Regions from separate parts of the Homo sapiens genome. Here region 1 is linked to region 2. Evidence: chromatin loops called from intact Hi-C (ENCODE). Cell type or tissue: GM12878. All regions are shown on one strand. Links, peaks and the distances in the headings refer to the core of each region. The heading gives the core; the rest is flanking DNA.

Region 1 (10,937 bases), core at 913-8,912, 58 kb after region 2:
TTGCGACCACTTCCCGCTTTATTATCTATCATGGAAATTGCTAATCAAAGACAGAACTCTTTATCTCTGGGTCCAGAGGTAGTCCAGAACTTTTCAAGGCAATAAACCACATGGCTGCTAGCAATCAGGTATAAGATATGCTATGACACTTAGTTTCCATTCCTTGTCTGACGAAAACCTCTGATACGATAGAATACCGTTTAGCAATACAAATGAATAAAGTACTGATACACTCAATGATATAAATGAATCTCAGTCATTATCCTAGGTGGAATAATTTAGACGCAAAAGCATACATACTGTACAATTCCATGTTTATAAAATTCTTGAAAGCATCTTGAGTGACAGGGACAAAATATAGATTATTGATTGCCTGGGACCAGCATGGTTGAAAGGAGTAATGAACTACAAAGAGGCAGGAGGAAACTTTTGGCATGATAGAAATGTTTGGTGTCCTGACTGTAGTAGTAATTTCATGTTGACTCATCATATTATAGACTTGAAATGGATACTATTTATTTTATGTAAATTATAACACAGTAGCAGAGACCGCAAATAGACAAAGGAAAAAATAAAAACAAAAAAAAACACGACATAAAACGAGTTAAGAAATAAGACAAAACACAGTATTACAAAGATTATCAGGATATGGAGGAAAGAACACTTTCAACTACTCAGTGCTGTGTGTATGTGTTTTCTGATCAGATAAAGTAGATGCAGAAAATAATTTACCAATCCTGACATCAAATACAATGATTGTTATCCCACCGAAAAACTTAAGCCAAGATTATTTCTGGAATTAAATTTGTATTAAAAGAGGATTTTTGACAGGCTAGTTTCCAATTAATTCCAAAATTGGTGAGTAGGTGAATTGTATGTGAAACTAAGATGAGACTAAATTTTGGCATGACATGACAAGAAAAATGATATTGAAACAGTAGGTGCAAGGAAAATGTCAGTCTGTTTGAGCAAATCAGTCTTGAGAATTACAGGATTTATAGTATCAAAGTTTCCTTCATTGCACCTTTATATAGGATGATGCCTATGCCTGAAAAATGCTTTCCTCCTTAGTCATTTGATAAACTCCTATTCAATCATCAAACTGTAGCTGAAGTGCCAGCTCCTTTACTAAGCCTTATTCCTTCTGTCACCTGATGTCAGGTGGGTGGACACTTTCTTCCATCAGGACACAATGAGTTGTATTATTTCCCTATTTCTTCTATGTGAAAAAAATGCATTAGATCATAAGTATATTGAGAAATGGATTTGTCATTTTATTTCACATTACATGGGAGCTGAATAAATTCTGTGTATGTGTAAATGAATGAATAAAATCCACTAAATTGGGTGATAACTCTACAAGATGATTATAAGTTATATCAGGTACTTATTTAACTTTTAGAAAATCAATTAAAATGTGTGTCTTTTCAAAACATATTGGGGTTTTACAAAAGTGATTCAGAAAATATATGCTCTATTTTCCAGTAACTTACCCAATACAAATTATGGGTGTCTAACAAACATCTAGCCCAAGAATATTTATATGCTATATAACAAATACACAAAGAAATTCCACATAGGCTAACTATTGCCTGTGGGTTAACTCTGCTCTGTTGTCCATTTTGGTAAATAAAGTTTCATTGGAATGTGGCTATGACCATTCACTTACAAATTGTTCATTGCTGCTTTCATGCTACAACAGCAGAGTTGAGTAGTGGTGACTGAGACCATGTGGCCCGCAAAGACACAGATATTTACTATCTGGGCCCTTAGGGGAAAAAAAAAATGCTGACAGCCCTTCAATATAAATATGTCACAGAGGTGTAAATCCATCTGGAGGTGAGAGGAATAGGGGATTTGTTAAGAATGTATGTTGCAGAGCAAACACTCTGCTCCCCCATTACCCCCAGATCCCATCTTTATTTGGTAAGTTTTAGAAGGAGTTTCACAGTTATCATGGCTTTTTCCCCAAGCCACCACTTGATGAACTGCCTCAAAATTCCATAAATTGAAGTTATGAAATGCCACGTATTTCTGGATTCTAGGTCTTCCTGCCAGCCTTGCTACCAAGGTAATCATTAGTAAACCCATTCTCTATGGAGTTCATGTCTCTCACTTGTAAAGTGAGAGGTTTGGACAGCATACTATTTTTCCCTCTTAAGGCAGGCCTGATTTCCTGTATATGTGATCTGTGTAGTCTCAGTTTCATTAAAACTCTCACCTATAGAATTCACTAACATTGCTTCACAGTCTGAAGCAATTTTGGTTCTGCACCTGGGCTCCAAGAGGTATGAGAACATTGAGAAGTAGCTGAAGCTAAAGTGTTTTGATCGATTGGTTTCTCCACCACTTTACTCCTTTCCCATTACCTATGTTTATTCTCGAGGTGTCCAGTGCTCTTGTATTTTCTGAGATCTCACCAGTGATGGACAAGAGGTGGAATCACTGTGTTTTGCATTCAAGGAATATTTGTGTCTATTAAATAAAACAATCTTGGAAAATGTTAAATAAAAAGGATATCAGATTGTCTAGGAACCTGGTTGTCTCATTTTATAGATGAAAAAGCCAAGAAGCAGAGAAGTCCCGGGACTTTCCCAAGTAAATGACAAAGCCCAGACAAGAGCACATGACCTGAATCACTCTCATCTGATTATTTCATTACTTCAAGGAAGAGGCAAGGCATTTCCAAATTTTTCTTCAAAGTACTGCAAATAGCAGGGGAACATCCTCTAGTTATTTTAATAATTCAAGGGAGGTACAAGGTTTTCCACTTTTTCTCCCCTGCAAAGCACTCTCTAAATTGCAGCCTGATGTACAACTACCACTTCAAGCTTCCAATTTGAAAAATGATAGTCATAATAATGGCTTAAAATGTACCATGTAACTTATGTGTCAAGTATTGTGCTGAGAATTTTATGTGACTCACCCCATTGGTTCCTTTTACTATCATAGCTGTGAGACTTTGGGGAAGTAAATTTACCTCTTTGTGTCTCAGCTTCCTCATATGTAAATTGGAGAGTACAGCTGGTACATAACCAAAGTGAAAGTAAAGGTTATATCCAAGCATGGTGGAAAGCTCTGGAGATTATATATTGCAGCATAAAGTAATATCCCAAAATGTAGAGACATAAAATAACATTAGGGACATCATTTCATGAGTCAGGACTTCAGGAGGGTTGCAGATTACTTGGTATCTTTTCCGTAGTTGTGTTCAGATGTTGGATAGGACTGCAGTCATCTGAAGGCTTGTCTGGATGGAATGCTCAAGATAATTCCCTCACATATAGCTCACAGCTAAGGCTGGCTCTTGCTTAGGCATTCACTGGGTAATGCTGATAAGAAGACCAGTACAAGGTGTTTTTACCAGTTCTGTCTCAAAGCAATCAAACTTCTTGCATAGCAGCTGTATTCACCGAGGGCAAGAATCTCAAGAGAAGCAGGCTAAAGCTGCATGACCTTTGATATCAAAAGTGTAACTTTTAACTTTATTCCTCTATTCGAAGTTCTCACAAGCTCAATCATTGTCAAGGATGAGTATAGACCTCACTTTTTGATTAATCGTTCTTTGCCAAAAGGGAGGAAAGACCATATCAACAGAGTTTCATATGATCTCCACTTTTTATTGTTCAAGTCTGCTAATGGATGGCGGAAAGTTTATTTTTTAAATGTATAGTAAAAATATCTAAGCTGTAACTTGGCACATATTTCAGTAGAAACGTAAATGTTATAACCTTTATAAAAGTTATGGCTTGATTTATGCAAACAGATTTGGGCTTGTTATTTTTAAGACTTTTGTGTAAATTTATACTTAATATACACAATTGGCTCTTGGTATGTTCTGTAAATGTGAGTAGACACCTAGATTCATCCTGAGGCAGGTCCTCAGTATGTAGGCATTAGAGAGCAAGTATATATCAAACAGTCACTCAAAACAAATACACCTTAACCAGCTTTGAAGAGAATACTATTGTTTAAGAGCTGATAGGGTTATAACAAAAAACATTTTTTTCTCTTGAGTAGCTTATATCTTAGTTTTGTGGAAGAAAATGTAAAAATTCAAAGATATATAAAGCAAATGACAGGCAATCATTTCTGTAGTGGATCAGTGTAGAGAAAAAGGTCCTTTTGGTAAAAAATGTAATAGGTTATTTAAATTCCTAATGTTAGATGCTGTAAATGTGAAGCAAATTTCCTAAAGAACTGCATGGAACATGTTTCTTTACTTTTATGTTGAGAGTCCCTCATCAGCTTGTGACCCAGAACAGCTTTTAAAATAATCTCTATGAGAAAGCCAAGGTTTACGTGCTTCTCATCTGAGAGGTAAGTAATGCATTATCCATCACAACCCTATATAGTGCTTGGTGGTCATTGGAGATATAGTGAAGGCAAAGGTCCATTTGCCTAGCTGAATTTTAGAATGTTCCACATGCCTTGTGACACAAGTTTTCTTGAAACTCAGCACAAAGAATAAACACAGTATTGCAATTCCTTTGGTTTCCAATGTCATTATCATTGTAATAACCTAAGGTTTATAATGAGCAAGTGTGACAATCAGCAAATCATTTAAATGTGCTATCAATTATTACATAATATTAAGAGTTAGAGAATAACTATAAATTTGTTGGGGTGATGAGACCCAACACCAGGTCGTGGGGGTAACAAAGTCCGGCAGAGTCAAAGGATTGAGAAAAAGACAGTGAGAGAAAAAAAAAGGTTGCACACCAGGGGGCCATCACTATTATATGGAGGCTGCGAAGGCCACAAGCTCTGAGCCCATGGTATTTATTGGTAATCCAACAAACAGGTGGTGAGAATGTGGAGGTCAAAAGGACACGTTGCATTAAGCACATGATTTACAGCTGTGACGGTTTAGCATTATAAGGAACATGTTTTCTGCTACTTGAGATAATGGGAATAGGAGTCTAGAAGGGCTAGAAGCAAGGAGCCAGCAAGTCTAGACACATTCCAGAGGACAAATGCAAGCCCTGCCTCAGTTTCCCTCCCAACACTCAGCTTTTTCCCCAACATGCCCCCCCTTTCTTTTTAGTAAAAGAGAAGGTATTATTGCTATCATTATTACTAGCATAAGAGGTGGCCTCTTTTAATTGAACAAGGCAATTGCAGGCTGTGCAGCCCTTAATTGCCAGTTGGTGATCCAGCTTCATTTTTCTTAGCGCTTATTCAGACTGGAGTCACCTCTGGTTCGAATGCTTCCCACATATTTCCCCTTTTCCTTTTACAAGAGGACCCTTAATCCTAGGGGTTGCAGGAGGATGAAGCTCCGTCTTCTGTAACTTCATGCTGAATAGGGGCGATGATACTCCTGCCTAACTATTAGGGTCTCTTGTATTCAGGGTAGAGAGGAGCTGAGTTAGAAAGCATTGATCCATTAAGCATTGTTGACTCTGGTTGGTCCTCCTTCCATCTTAGCATTCAGATTCAACTGGCTCATGGCTCATACTGGGGGAACCTGGTGCATGGTTGGGATCCATGGATCCCTCCAGTCTCCCGTTCCATGGTCATACACATCTTGAGGGCATCCACACAGTTCATTCATCTCCTGCAAAAACACAAGCATACCCTCATATGCCCACGTTAGTAAATCTACCAAAACAGAAGCAAAAAAAACTTGTGGCTATAGCCAGGAGTCCACCAATAATGAGAAACAGGTCTTTTCTGATTAACAGAAGGCATAGAGAAAGAAAACTGAGGCTTTTCAAACCTTCAATTTGCACTGTACAGGTGGTACCACTAGATGCTGTGGCTCATGATAGATCTTCAGATGTTTGGTGGGCACCCACATAGGCACCTGATTGTCACCTGGGGAGACACAAGCAAATCCTCTTTCCCATAAAATTGTCTTTGGGCAGGGATCGGAGGAAGTAGACTCAGAGGTAAGGAGAATTTGGGGGCCTAAATGGCTTCCTGATTTTGATAGGGAATTCCTAACTTTCGAGGGAATACCTTTCTCTCCATATTGTTATGTGAGCATGGAGGACTAGCAAAGCATAGTTAGAGCTGTATATATATTTACCCTTTTTCCTTCTAATTCAAGTGTATAATGGCCCCTGCTTTTGCTAGGATGTCTTTCCCTAACAAAGGAGTGGGGCTTTCAAGGCATAATTAGAAAGGCTTGTGAAAAGAGTAAAGTTCTCCAGTCACAACTTAGTGGCTGGGAGAAGTATCTAGTGACTGCCTGTCCTAGGACCCCTCAGATAGTGACAAATCTGGAGGACAGTTGTCTGGGACAGGAGAGTAAGATTGAGAAGCCCGCACCAGTGTCTAGGGAATAGTTAACCTCCTGGCCCTCAATGGTCAAGCATACCTGGGGCTCTGTGAGGGCGATGGCATGGGCTGGAGTTTGCCCCGGACACCCTCAGTCCTGCTGCTGGGTCATCTGGTTAGTGACTTCTGACTCAAAGGAACTTCATCCCCTGGGGCAGTGGGCCTTCCAGTGATTCCCTTGACATAAGGGGCATGGACGAGGGGGAGGCTTATTTCTATTCAGTCTTTTTTAAAGTGTCCTTGTAGACCGCACTGGAAGCAAGCCCTATTAGCCATTTGATCTGCCCAGCCTTTCCCTTTTCCAGAGCCTCCAAAGTCCGCTTGCCTGAGGGTCATGACTAAAGCAGTGTGTTCTGCCTGCTCCTGATCTCAAAAAACAAACAAACAAACAACAACAACAAAAAACCACACACACGAGGTTGCCAAGTTCAATAGGGTTTCTAAGTTTTAGCTCCGGGCCTAAGGTGGACTTTTGAAGTTTTTTCTAATGTCTGCAGCTGACTGAGTGATAAACTTCAAGATTAGTTGGCCTTCAATAGAGTCAGGTGACAGAGAGGTATGCTTCTTCAATGCCTCCCCCTTTGTCTCTCCAGAAAGGCAGTAGGGATTTCTTCCTTTCCCTGTGTTATAGTGGACATCATTAATTTATAGGCTTTTTCCTAGTTTTCCTTAGTCCTTCTAGCACACAAGTTAGCAAATGTCCGCTGCACCAATCTCCATATTCTGATTCTGTGTCCCAATGAGGGTCTACACCGGGAACTGCCTGCTGGCCTGTGGGGAATTGTTCTCTTTCCTCTGTTGTCAGCCTATCATTGACCTGAGATACCAGAGATCGCCAAACTCTCAGGATGCAGTTACGGCGGCACTTCTCTCATTTGAGGTTACTGTCTGATCTAGCAGTAACATTGTATCTCTCCATGTCAGATCAAAGGATTGTCCTAACCCTTGTAAAACATCAGTATAGCCATCAGGATTATCTGATAATTTACCTAGGTCTATTTTAATTTGCTTCAAGTCTGAGACGGAAAAAGGTTCATGCACTCTGGACCGAATTCTCCAGAATACATCTTAGGGGGGGTTTTGCCTTGGGGTTGGGGGGAACATTTCCCATCTGAAACAAGAACATAGGGATGCCAGCACCTCTAGTCATTTTCTGATGAGCATTAGTTCTACAGCGTCCTCTATGGTCCTAATGCTTATTCTTTTCCAGGGTGTGTCACCACCCGTGGACCTCTGCTTATCGGATTAGTTATGCTCACCAATGTAGCAGTCCTGCACCTGTTTTCCCGCCTTTCTTGACCACAGAGAAAGGGGTCCGGGCTGCTAGATTCTAGTGGTCCTTTACCAGCGTGCCCAACATTGCCTTTGCACTCAGAGGTGAATTATAGAGCTGAGCTGGGTTCTTATTTCATAACCCAGCTGCCCCATTAAGACGCATTCCCATAAACAGTTCTTACACAAATTCATTTCAGAGAGTGTAGGTAACATCTTGAGTCAGGATTGAGAGAGTTTTTTGATTCTGTAAATACTTTAAGGCTTGGCTGAGTGCTAACAGCTCACATGTTTGAGCAGACCAAGTATTAGGCAATTCTTCTAACTCTGCTTCTACAAGAGTTTCCCTATCAATTACTGAATACCCATTGTATTTTTTCCCCCTCAATCACCTGGGAGGAACCATCTATCATCCTGTCCTGAAGGGAGTTTCTCCTAGGTCTGGTCAGACCTTTGTATGGTAATTAAGATTTAAATCCCTCATTAGGAAACCTGCTGGGTTAAGGGAATTTTCAGTGGTTAATGTTAAAAGGAAAAAAAGTTGATTTAATATATATGTATTTTTATTATACTTTAAGTTCTAGGGTACATGTGCACAAACCTGCACGTTAAATCGCCTTTTTGTAATAGAGTAGCCCCATACTTTGAGTTAGTAAGCTACCTTTTTGTTTTTAATTTAGGATAGTTCTGAACTGGCGAGGTGTGCTCACAACAAGGTTTCCTCTACAAGTTATTTTTCTACTTTCTTCTGCTAGCAAAGAAGTTGCCGCTACTGATGGAATGCATTTTGGCCATCCGCGGGTTACTGGGTAAGGATTTTTCTTAGGAAGGCTACTGGTTGTCAGTGGTCTCAGTGCTTTCGGGCTACGCCCTTGTTTACACTGACAACAAGGTAGTATTGGAGTGTTACAGGGTCACGGAGAAGACCTTCGATTATCAATTATAGGTTTTAAATTTACCCTGGCTTTTAAAAAGAATAGGGTACACTTAAAAAAAACTACTTCTATATCTTTCTCCTTTGTAGGTGGATTTTGGAAACACAGCGGGAGGACGTTTGCTGTCCTCCCTGCTGGATTATAGTTATGGGAAATTGCCATGCTTCGAGATCTCCCTGGACTCTAGCCTTTTGAATAGAATTTTGTATAGCACCACCAATTGCTCCAGGTTTTAATGTTGCAGCTACGGGAGCTGTACGTTTTGTAGCTAATTCATCTTCTTGCCCATTAAGAGGCGAAAGAGGAGTTGGCCTTTCACTTAGTTCAGCAGGTAGAGCTAACGGGCTAGTAAAACATGCTTTTTTCAGTTTCCCTTTTAATTTCCTCTGGTTTCGGTTCCTCACATTTAGAATCTGAGGTTAGTTTTCCACGCTCATCTTCCTTTTCCTCATTTGAACCTGCCTCATCTGTTTGAAATGGCTCAAGAGCTACTTTTATTAGCACCCACACTGACCAAACCAAGACTGGACTTTCTGTTCTATCTTTATACACTTTTTAAAAATCTGCCAATTATCTCCCATTCATCCAACTCCGTAGTCCCTTGCTCCGGGAACCATGGGCAAAACTACTTTACTACACTAAAGAGTGAGTGATAAATTGAGTGCTAACTTTCACTCCCCCTCTTCATAATAAATGCCTTACGAAATTTAAGTAAGCAGAATGCCTTCACTTTGTCCCATTGTTACCCTGGTTCCTCCCAGCGCTCAGCTTTCCCACCGAGCTTCGTTTTAGACTTCCTCGGGTGTCCTTTGATAATGCATCCCCCACTTTCGCACGCTCTGGCGTTCTTTCACCGGGGTCTTTGTCGCCCCAAGTTGGGCAGCCGGGAATGTTAGAGTGATCAGACCCAACACCAGGTAGGTCGTGGGCGTGACAAAGTCCAGCAGAGTCAAAGGATTAGAGAAAAAGACACAGAGAAAAAGGTGGTATACCAGAGGCCATCGCTATTGTACGGAGGCTGCGAAGGCCCCATGATCTGGGAGCCCATGGTATTTATTGGTAATCCAACAAAGAAACAGGTGGGCAGAATGTGGAGGTCAAAAGGACACGTTGCATCAAGCACATGATTTACAGCTGTGACGGTTTAACATTTATATGAAACATATTCTGCTACCTGAGATAATGGGAATAGGAGCCTAGGAGGCTAGAAGCAAGGAGCCAGGAAGTCTAGACACATTTCAGAGGACATTATGCAAGCCCTGCCTCAGTTTCCCTCCCCACACTCAGCTTTTTCCTGAAAAATTTCCTATTAACCCACATGTATGGGTATTCATTTGACACTTAGACCATGATATTGTGATATATATTTGGTGGTATGCTTTCCTGTGGGATTACTCAGTGAATATTTTATATTGTTATCATTAGCATTTACCTAGTTCTTTTCCTTCCCCTTCCATACAAACATCTGCTGCATCCTACCTCAATCATGCATTCTCACTTTTCATTTTACTTTTTAAAAATATTTTATTCTTTAATCTCAGCTGGGAGATAATAAGACATGAGGAGTAGAGCCGTTACCTGGAGCAGTAACACAGACAATCAGTTACTAACAATTTGTTGGAAAAATCTCCTGAGTTTTTTTTTTATTTTACTACAGCAAAAGTGATTTGATAAACTGAGCAATTGGTCACATGAACTTAACTTGAATTGATAAGCAGAAACAGAAAGTTTGTCATTCATTGTCTTTAAGGGTAAAGGGGAATTGGGTAAATATTTGCCTTATTTTTTATGCCATCTATATTACTATTTCCAGAATGCAGTTTTAAGATAGGGTCATTAAGTTAGTAAACTTTGCCTAGGATCATATAAACTACCTTTAGATTTCTGAGATGAAACAGCATTTTTTAATACTTTTACGGATCTAAGATTTATGTGTTTTATGATTTAGCTAAAATTTCAGATATTTTTTCAGTCCTATAATTTCAATTTTTAAATTTTTGCTGAGATGATCTATAGTTTCATTTATCACAAGCATATTTTACCTTATGAAATTGAACATAGTTATAGCAGCTGCCTTAAAATCCTTGTCAGCCTACTCTAATATCTGCTTTATCTGGAAGTTGGTCTCTGTTGAGTGTGTTTTCTCTTGTAAATAGGTCATGCTTCCTGTTTTTTCTTTTCTTTTTCCCCTGTATATTGAGTAGCTTTGTACAGTATCTTGCACACTGCGAATTTTGTGTTGTAGAAAATCTGGATTCTGTTATCATTTTTCTAAGACTAGTCACCCTTGATTTTTAAGCAGGCTGAAATCAACCTACAAAACTTGTCTCCCCCATGAAGGATGGATTTCAAATTTCAATTCAGTTCTTTTATCTGAACTGCTTGATGTCAGCTCCATTCATGTATGGTCCAGGGCTGTGCTAGACTTCTGAGCAGTGATTAGAC
Region 2 (10,937 bases), core at 895-8,894:
GCACTTGTTAAGTGTCTGGTTTCTCATGTTCCAGATATTCTGGTGGAATTATGATTATTCTCTTTTCAGGAAGGTGAATATTGAAAGACCTGTAGTTTCTACTTTCCCAATCACCTTTTATTCTGCTCCGATTTTATTCATTCCCACAGTACGTTTTAGTAGTGACTCACCCGGATACAAAAAGGAAAAGGGACTTTCATGGTGCTCCCAGGTTGACACTCCATCTGCTTCTAGTAGAACTGCTCAATAGAGGATTTCAAGAGGTCTGTCAGCTTCTCCTTATAATGAAAACTCCCAGAAATATGATGATTGCTACTGCTCCAGGCAGCAGCTCCCAGCTGCTTCTCATAATCACTTTTATTTCTTCCTCAATTCCTGGTTGCATTCACATCAAATTCTTCTTTCATTGCATATTTCAATATTTCTCTGTAAGCACTATTCAAAGTTGCTTCTAACTTTCCTGATAAGAATCATCTTGGGTATGGATTAAATTTAACATTACCAAACCTCTCTGTTACATAGACTGATTCCGTAGAATCTGTATGTTTGACAAGTATCCAAAGTGATTCTTGCCTGCGGGGACATTTCAAAATCATAGGACAACAACCTAGAACTAGGCCTGTGGTGAAATACCACCTAGAAATAACAAATAATTTTCTCCAAGCCATTTTAATTATAACCCTTTTAATTTCATGCATTTTTACAAATATAGCTATACCTTTTTCTAAGAAAGACTATATTTATCATTTACACACATAAAATATAATACATCTGTGCTACAGACATTATAGCAATTTGGGATATGGAAGAATCAAACAACTTTTCTGCCCTTGAGGAGCTCATACTTTGACAGCATAGTTGAAACCCAGGTAAAAATGAAGATCCAAACACTTCAGAAAAGGAGAATTAGAAATGCAAAGAATCTCATACAAGATTATGAGATTCATACTACATGTAAGCATAGTAATTAAATTTAAGTTTCTTCAAATCCAAGGTCAAAAGGAAACACATCAACTCATATACTTCTCTTTGCGGAGAGGGGAAATGAGGTATATGCAAACAACATTTGTTTCACCCTGGACACAGTGAAGAATTAAATTTTTTTTTGGATAATGAATATCAAATTACATAAATTATATTTATCATTATAAATGTAATGATCATTTAATTATAAATATAATTTATATTTATAGATAACAGGTTCATTCCTAAAGGTTTTAGACATTTACCAGAACAAAATATAAAAGAGGAGGAAGAATAGTGTTCTAGAAGAAGGGAATAGTAAACAAACATAAATACTGAACAGTGGGATCTGTTTCAAAAGGTGCTTACAAGTTATGTGTCTGTAAATTAGCAAGCAAACATACCTATTACATGCTAATAAGTTTGCCCATAATGGAAATTAATATAAACAGAAGATCTGAGGCTTTATTTTTATGTGTCTGAAACTGAATTTTGAAATGCTACTTTAATATATTTAACCATACAATTTGCTATGTAACATCTATTATGATAATCACAATATTAGGATGTTTCACTGCACTGTCTCCATTTAAAATTTAGTGAATGTGGATTACTCTTTTACATTAATTTTTGGAGCATATCAATAAAATGCCCATTGACTTCCCGGATTCAGCTGTGCCCTTCACATGATGTTGTTGTTAAGAGGCCTATTTCAGGACCTTATGAAGATCCAATGGTGAATCTCTACCAACAGTTTATGAAATCTAAATCTTAGAGTTGCAAACGTACTGTATTTCCACAGAGCACTTTGTGCAAAACGGATTGGAATCTGCTATAGTCTTACCTCTCCTTGACAGTCAATTTTGTGCCTTATTTGCAAATGTAGCACTTTGTGTGAAGCAGTTCACCAGTGATGTTACAAATCCTAATGAAGTGCTTTACCTCCTGCCAGATTTCAGTGGGGAAGGCTTTCAAATGCATTTCCATTTATACATGCCTGCTTTTTACCCTCAGTGCACAATGAAATCCTACTGAATAATGTGCTTTATTTTCTGTTTCCTTTCTCTGGGATGTATGTTGAAAGACAGAAAGTAGATTGGTGTTATAAATGCAAAGAGAGGAAAGCAATTAAGTCATAAAAAATGAGACAGGCTTTGCCTAATGTAGATGCATTGTTATAAATAAGATATGGGTAGAAGTCTGTAGACTTAGGGATTTCATTCTCCATACCAATGGTTTCAGTTTTCTATCAATGGTGAGACAACAAGGATTCTATTTTCTTTCCTCCCAGCGTCTGCTAGACCTCAGAAACAACACGTTTAATCTTGTAGCATCAGTGTTTTAGAGATCTTGTTCTGTATATTTCATCTTTCTGGCCCAATGCCATCAAGGGCAGTAAAGTTCAGGCATAAAGGAAAAATGTCAAACATGATAAAAATATGTAATGATAAATATATGTAAAATAAATAAAAAGAAGAAAAATCACACACACAAAAAATCGAACAGAGCCACTTGTTTTGCTTTCAAACTATGCAGCACCAGTTAGGTTTAATAATTATAAATTTATGTCTGAACACATTGGAGATGAGCTTTAGTAAACTGACAGCAAAGCCGCTAACAATTATATATTTAGCTCTGATATTAATATTTCATTATTTTTTAAGTAAAGCACATGGTATCTTGATTGGTCATGAGCATAGTTTTGATTTAACTCTATCGAGCCACTAGATTCATAACTGCTTTATCGCCCACTGATAAAGTTAATACCTTGCTATACTAATAAAACATTATTTATACATTTTTAGAATTATCAGTATAATTTAAAAACTTACCAAGAAAGACATATACCTTTCGCTTCTGTTGCCACAAGTATAATCAAAGTGTAATAAAAATACTGAATGCAGATTTTTAAAAAATTGGTATAAGATTATATTCTTGGTCTTCAAAGACAAGAATGATAATAGCCCTATAGTGTTAGTCGTGTTACTGTATGATACCAGGTGCTGCTCTAAATCTTCCCCTAAATTGCTATATGTTACACCCTCAATGATGTGATTTGATAGATGAAGAAACTAAGGGTCAGAAAACCTAATAAACATACCCAAGTTCTCCACTATTGAAGATCTAGTAAAGAACCAAGCTGAGATTTGAATCCAGACAGCTTGATTCCAGCATCAAGTTGTTTTTGTTTGTTTGTTTTGAGACAGAGTTTCACTCTTTTGCCCATGCTGGAGTGAAGTGGTATGATCTCTGCTCACTGCAACCTCCACCCCACTGGGGTTCAAGAGATTCTCCTGCCTCGGCCTCCTGAGTAGCTGAGATTACAGGCATGTGCCACCATGCCTGGCTAATTTTTGTATTTTTAGTAGAGAAGGGGTTTCACCATGTTGGCCAGGCTGGTCTCGAACTCCTGACTTCAAGTGATCCAACTGCCTCGGCCTCCCAAAGTGCTGGGATTACAGGCATGAGCCACCATTCCCGGGATCCAGCATCAGGTTTTTAAGCACTACAATCTACAACTTCTCTAGCTCTCTCTAGTCCTTGTTTCGGGATTCTGCAAACAAGCTTAAAAGGAATTAAAAAAGCAATAAGCTGGGAAACACTACAATATTATTAGTTTGGCTTACTGTCCTTTTTAGAAATTGAAATTAATAAGCAAGAGGAATTATTAAGAAAACATTGGGCCAGCAAGTCATTACAATCCTCTTCCAACTTCCCATGAAAATGTCAGTGCAGCTACAAACAAAAAGTGTGAAACACACAGCAAAACTTTAAAAACTAGATATGTAAGCCATTTATTGCCATAATCTGTGAGAAATTTCATCAACTATAGAAAATGGAGTTGAATACACAAGGAAATTTATATCAAAGGATTGTTGTAAGTAAAAGATGGAAAGGGAAGTAGATTCACATGTACAAGGTACTATGGTGCTGTTAATTTTTTTTTTTTTACTCTTTATTCTTATTTCAGATTCAAGGGGTAGACTTTGGGATTTCATGTGTAGGTTTCTTACATGGGTGTATTTCCTAATGCTGAGATTTGGAATAGGAATGATTCCTAATGCTGAGATTTGGAATAGGAATGATTTCATCACGCATGTAGTGAGGAATATCCAATACTTCGTTCTTCAGCCCTTGCTCCACTCCATCCCTCCTTCTCTGATAGTCCCCCATGTCTATTGTTGCCATCTTTACATCCATGAGTACCCGATGTTTAGCTCTCACTTGTAAGTGTGAACATGTGGTATTTGGTTTTCTCTTCCTGCATTAATTAACTTACGATAATGGCCTCCATCCATGTTGCTGCAAAAGACATGATTTCATTTTTTTTCATGACTGCATAGTATCCTATGATGTATATGTACTGCATTTTCTTTATCTAACCCACTTTTGATGGGCACCTGCGTTGATTCTATGTCTTTGCTATTGTGAATAGTGCTACAATGACCATACGAGTGCATGTGTCTTTTTTTGGTAGAACAATTTATTTTCTTTTTGTTATATACCCAGGAATGGGATTACTGGGTTGAATGGTAGATCCATTTTTGTTTTTTGAGGAATCAAAACTGCTCTGCATAGTGTCAGAACTAATTTACATTACCACCAATCGTGTATTAACCCTCCCTTTTCTCCACATCCTTGCCAGCATCTGTTTTTTTGACTTTCTAATAATAACCATTCTGACTGCTATAAGATGGTTTCACATTGTGGCCTTGATTTGCATTTCTCTGATGATTAGTGATGTTGAACATCTTTTCATTTATTTCTTGGCCACTTGTATGTCTTCTTTTGAAAAGTGTCTCTGCTGTGGATTCTTAATCAGTTAGTCATGGCGTCTTTTTTCCACTAGGCATTTTCAGTATAGTGTGTAGTCCTTTAAGATTTCACAGGCCTACAAAATAATTGAAAAAATAAGAAAGTATTTACTTCAAAATGCAGAACTAAGAAAACAAAACTGAGAAGTTTAAAGAGTATATGATTAAACATTCATAAAATATTACATAACCTGAACTAATTAATTGGAACTTCACACACAAACACACACACACACACACACACACACACACACACAGAACTACATGTGCTATATTTACATGTGTAGTAAGTAGAAACAGAGCCATACAGGTCTATACGTTTCTGAAAATGTCCTTGCACTGAATAAACCTTTTCCAGACTCATAGCTCCTGACTCAGCCACCCCAAGATGTTCACATTCAATTCCTGATCTCTTTCCCTGCAGGGTCAGTATCATTCCATTTCCCAGGCCAAATAGGACTCACAAAAGCAGAAACAAAGTCAGGTTCAGCCACCCCAAAACCTGACAGCACTGTTAACTTATTCCAACATAGAACGGGGGTGGTGCAATGGGGAAGGGTAGCTGCTGGTTCTTAGGCCGTTCCCTGATCCAAATTTCCTAGTTGCATTCCTTACTTTTGGCCACACCCACATGTGTAGTACTTAAAATTAGATTTCAACTATGGTTTCCAGTCTAATGTCTTTTTTACTAGCTAGACCTTACTAATGTAGATTCTCTGAAAAGTTTGAGGTCTGACGTCCTATGAACTCTTGAGCTCCAGGTCCCTCAGTGTGTCCCAATTTACAGTCAGAACTAAGCTGCTATTTGAGTGGCCTGTGTACCACCAAAATCTCCTTCTTATCTGAACCTCTTTTCCTCCCCTAGATTCAGAACAATGCCCCTGAACCTCTGTTTATATCTGCGCTAGAACCCTCCAAGGATGGCTTTAAGGTTCACTTGCTGTTTCTTGGACATCTGAAGATCGTCATTCATCTAACTCCTGATGGGAGAGGATGGTCATTTTTGTTCAGTTGAACCTCTAGTCAGTTGGGCTCAAACATATTCCCAGGACAATACCAGGTCCCAGACTTTGCTTCACATGATTTACCACAAATAAACAGCTTGGTTCACTGACATTCTTAAGATTATGTGAGCTGAACTCTATTCTCTGTTTTGATACTTTTCTTCTATCCATTCTTCATTTTATATTGGGAGTACATTAGGCACTCTACTTTATAAAGTGAGAAGCGTATTCTTCTAATATTCCTATGAAAAGATGAAAACACATTTGAAACACTCATATCGAAGGCTATTTTCCCCTTTGGTAATGTGATAATGTATAAATTAATTCCAAATTCATAAAAACTTACCAGGCTTGGTACTCTAGGACAACTTCCTAAATCAATGACTAGTCATTAAGAAACAAAAGTAACATTTTAAAATCCTTGAAACTCTGAGTTACCACAAGTGAAAGGGTGTAAGGAATATTGTTGTAAAATAATTTCCAGTAAAAAATAATCATTAGCTCATTTACAGAGGTGAAGCATAGGCCTTAGGTATGAACAATATTTCTCTTTTCGTTTCTCAACTGGACACTCCCTGACCCTTACCACTGCTTACATGTGGTGATCAGATAATTTACCCTTTTTCGTAGAGGGCATCCACAGTGGCTGATTAGCAGAACGTAGGTTAGAGTCTGAGGTTGTCGTTTTAGGTAGTAAAAATTAAAAGACATTTATATGCACTAAAAAACTGGATATTTTGTTAATCAGTTATTCATTTCAGCTTAGTATTTCAATCGAAATGATCAGTTAATAAAAATTGGATAGAATACTATGCACTATGAGAGAGAACAGTAGAAAAATTATCTTACACTGAATACTGGGAAGTTAGAGGAGGTAGCGGTTACCTTAAATTGCAGATAAAAGTAAAGTTATACAAACTTTGACTTCTGAGCCTGTTTTCTTTTTTCTTCTGCCCTTTTTTGGTTTCTATGTGGTAGAATATTTTTAAAGAAAAATCACTTTTTAAAAATGATTGATACCCTTGTACCAGTCAGTGGGTATTGAGATGAGGTATGCTAGCCTCTGGTATTTTCTACCTCAGCAAAGAGGATATTGCTGAGATGGGTACAGTTGTAACAACTATTTCCTACATAAATGCATTTGGCGTGTCTTGAGTATATTTTTATGTTGCCAGCAAACCCATTTATCTTACGAGATTTTTAATCTTGTATGTGTATGTGTTATATAAACTGCAAGGCCATTTCAAAAACCTGTAAGCATATCTATATATATTTTTCAAGGCAGCATTATTTTCAAAAATAAAAAAATACCTTTTCTTGTACAAAAATTAATGGCAGAAATACTTCCTTTACACAAGTTCAGAGACCAATAATTTCAGATGTGTTCAGGAGAAATAGGTGATGATGTCAGAAGAGAAATATATACACAGTTAATACATGAATAAACAAAAACACAATAGAAAATTTTTTTGTGCATTAACAAATCATTTGGTAATTTAAGCCTTACGCACAAGGAAAGCAACATCTGTTATTTGTGATTAACATTTCTAATTATTTCTTTTGGGGTTGATGTCTTAATGCAATGACTTTTTTCTTAATAAAATAGAAAATAAAGACCAAGGGAACAAAAAAGTAGAAAAAGAAATTTAAACTATTTTATGTGTATTAGAAATTTAGGAGATGCATCCTCTTTAAGATAATTTTTATCTATAAGAAAACTTTTATGAAAGCAACGTTTGAAACACGTTTTCAAATATTGTTTTGAAATAGTATATATCACTTAAAGTTTTGTTTGGCATACTGCTAAAACAATTTTTAGACATTTGTAAGCCTAAGAACAACCTATAATAGTATCTACTATCAGCCACATTTTGGAAACAAATAACATGATTAGATATCTATACAGAGAAGGAGAATTGTTAACAACACAAATTACCCTAATTTTTCCTTATTTTAAAAAAAATCAAATATTACTGTCTTTCTGGTTTACCTTTCTTTTAGCTTTTTAAGCTTATTTTCCTTTTTATTACGTAAGATGGGCAAATATTCATTGTAGGAAGACAGGACCATTTAGAAGCAATATTGTCAAGAACAAATATTTTTTAAAACCCACAATTTTTATAATGAGCAAAAGTTGATAAGGCAAAAGCTTTCAAAAATTCACATGAAATTTTAAAGTCATATATTCTGACAGGCATAGATTTCATGTTTTGTAAGTCGAAATACTTTAATAGGGAGATTTTCTCTTTGTATTTCCTTTCTTTCTTTTTTGGCCCCATTTTTTCCTAGCTCAATGTGGGATTTAGTGAGACTTTCAATACCTAGTAGTTGACTAAACGATTGATGCAGTGTTCTTTGATGAATAAATAAATAAATGACATTTTAGGCATGTGACCTGCTGATTCAGAAAAGATGGAATAGTAGTATTACACTGAGAAAACAGTAGAGTAATTACCTTACACTGAATACCGGGAAGTTAGAGAAGGTAGTGGTAAGGAAAAAGAGAAAAAAAATATGATGAGATATAAGACAAGCAATTTTTTTTATTATACTTTAAGTTCTAGGGTACATGTGCAGAATGTGCAGGTTTGTTACATATGTATACATGTGCCATGTTGGTATGCTGCACCCATTAACTCTTCATTTACATTAGGTATATCTCCTAATGCTATCCCACCCTGCTCCCCCCGACCCCACAACAGGCCCCGGTGTGTGATGTCCCCCTTGCTGTGTCCAAGTGTTCTCATTGGTCAATTCCCACCTATAAGTGAGAACATATGATGTTTGGTTTTTTGTCCTTGCGATAGTTTGCTGAGAATGATGGTTTCCGGCTTCATCCATGTTCCTACAAAGGACATGAACTCATCCATTTTTATGGCTGCATAGTATTCCATGATGTATATGTGCCACATTTTCTTAATCCAGTCTATCATTGTTGGACATTTGGTTGGTTCCGGGTCTTTGCTATTGTGAATAGTGCCACAATAAACATACGTGTGCATGTGTCTTTATAGCAGCATGATTTATAATCCTTTGGGTATATACCCAGTAATGGGATGGCTGGGTCAAATGGTATTTCTAGTTCTAGATCCCTGAGGAATCGCCACACTGTCTTCCACAATGGTTGAACCAGTTTACAGTCCCACCAACAGTGTAAAAGTGTTCCTATTTCTCCACATCCTCTCCAGCACCTGTTTCCTGACTTTTTAATGATTGCCATTCTAACTGGTGTGAGATGGTATCTCATTGTAGTTTTGATTTGCATTTCTCTGATGGCCAGTGATGATGAGCATTTTTTCATGTGTCTTTTGGCTGTATAAATGTCTTCTTTTGAGAAGTGTCTGTTCATAACCTTCGACCACTTGTTGATGGCTTTTTTTTTTTTTTGTAAATTTGTTTGAGTGCTTTGTAGATTCTGTATATTAGCCCTTTGTCAGATGAATAGATTGCAAAAGTTTTCTCCCATTCTGTAGGTTGCCTGTTCACTCTGATGGTAGTTTCTTTTGCAGTGCAGAAGTTCTTTAGTTTAATCAGATGCCATTTGTCAATTTTGGCTTTTGTTGCCATTGCTTTTGGTGTTTTAGACATGAAGTCCTTGCCCATGCCTATGTCCTGAATAGTATTGCCTAGGTTTTCTTCTAGGGTTTTTATGGTTTTAGGTCTAACATTTAAGTCTTTAATCCATCTTGAATTAATTTTTGTATAAGCTATATGGAAGGGATCCAGTTTCAGCTTTCTACATATGGCTAGCCAGTTTTCCCAGCACCATTTGTTAAATAGGGAATCTTTTCCCCATTTCTTGTTTTTGTCAGGTTTTTCAAAGATCAGATAGTGTGTACAAAGATGTGTGATATTATTTCTGAGGGCTGTGTTCTGTTCCATTGGTCTATATCTCTGTTTTGGTACCAGTACCATGCTGTTTTGGTTACTGTAGCCTTGTAGTATAGTTTGAAGTCAGGTAGCATGATGCCTCCAGCTTTGTTCTTTTGGCTTAAGATTGACTTGGCAATGCAGGCTGTTTTTTGATTCCATATGAACTTTAAAGTAGTATTTTCCAATTCTGTGAAGAAAGTCATTGGTAGCTTGATGGGGATGGCATTGAATCTATAAATTACCTTGGGCAGTATGATCATTTTCAGGATATTTATTCTTCCTATCCATGAGCATGGAATGTTCTTCTATTTGTTTGTATCCTCTTATTTCATTGAGCATTGGTTTGTAGTTCTCCTTGAAGAGGTCCTTCACATCCCTTGTAAGTTGGATTCCTAGGTATTTTATTCTCTTTGAAGCAATTGTGAATGGGAGTTCACTCATGATTTGGCTCTCTGTCTGTTATTGGTGTATAAGAATGCTTGTGATTTTTGTACATTGATTTTGTATCCTGAGACTTTGCTGAAGTTGCTTATCAGCTTAAGGAGATTTTGGGCTGAGATGATGGGGTTTTCTGGATATACGATCATGTCATCTGCAAACATGAACAATTTGACTTCCTCTTTTCCTAATTGAATACCATTTATTTCTTTCTCCTGCCTGATTGTCCTAGCCAGAACTTCCAACACTATGTTGAATAGGAGTGGTGAGAGAGGGCATCCCTGTCTTGTGCCAGTTTTCAAAGGGAACGTTTCCAGTTTTTGTCCATTCAGTATGATATTGGCTGTGGGTTTGTCATAAATAGCTCTTATTATTTTGAGATATGTCCCATCAATACCTAATTTATTGAGAGTTTTTAGCATGAAGGGCTGTTGAATTTTGTCAAAGGCCTCTTTTGCATCTATTGAGATAATCATGTGGTTTTTGTCATTGGTTCTGTTTATATGCTGGATTACGTTTATTGATTTGCATATGTTGAACAAGCCTTGCATCCCAGGGATGAAGCCCACTTGATCATGGTGGATAAGCTTTTTGATGTGCTGCTGGATTCGGTTTGCCAGTATTTTATTGAGGATTTTTGCATCGATGTTCATCAGGGATATTGGTCTAAAATTCTCTTTTTTTGTTGTGTCTCTGCCAGGCTTTGGTATCAGGACAAGCAATATGAAAGAAATGGCCCATGGCCAGGATATACAGAAGCCAAAGATCCTGTTGTTTATATTCAGAAGTCCACAAGAAGATGTGATATTCTCAGTATCTAGGTCTTCTGTAAAATAGCAATTCA

Evidence for each region. A loop is a pair of places that touch in the nucleus more often than their neighbours do. Peaks named below come from ENCODE experiments on the same cell type or tissue, not always from the same donor. Only the 100,000 strongest peaks of a DNase experiment are listed, where the experiment ranks them.
Region 1: a loop joins it to region 2, with 4 times the contacts of the local background. A loop is called at or near these places in 4 of 110 quality-filtered maps.

What each region holds. Positions count from the first base shown.
Region 1 is chr9:29,770,894-29,781,830 of GRCh38, forward strand. No RefSeq gene overlaps it. Among named protein-coding and RNA genes, the nearest start is that of LINGO2, 560 kb to the left of the region's middle. In GM12878, for the core only: no CTCF peak of the experiment used is centred there; no DNase peak of the experiment used is centred there.
Region 2 is chr9:29,713,147-29,724,083 of GRCh38, forward strand. No RefSeq gene overlaps it. Among named protein-coding and RNA genes, the nearest start is that of LINGO2, 510 kb to the left of the region's middle. In GM12878, for the core only: no CTCF peak of the experiment used is centred there; a DNase peak (open chromatin) is centred at 4,692.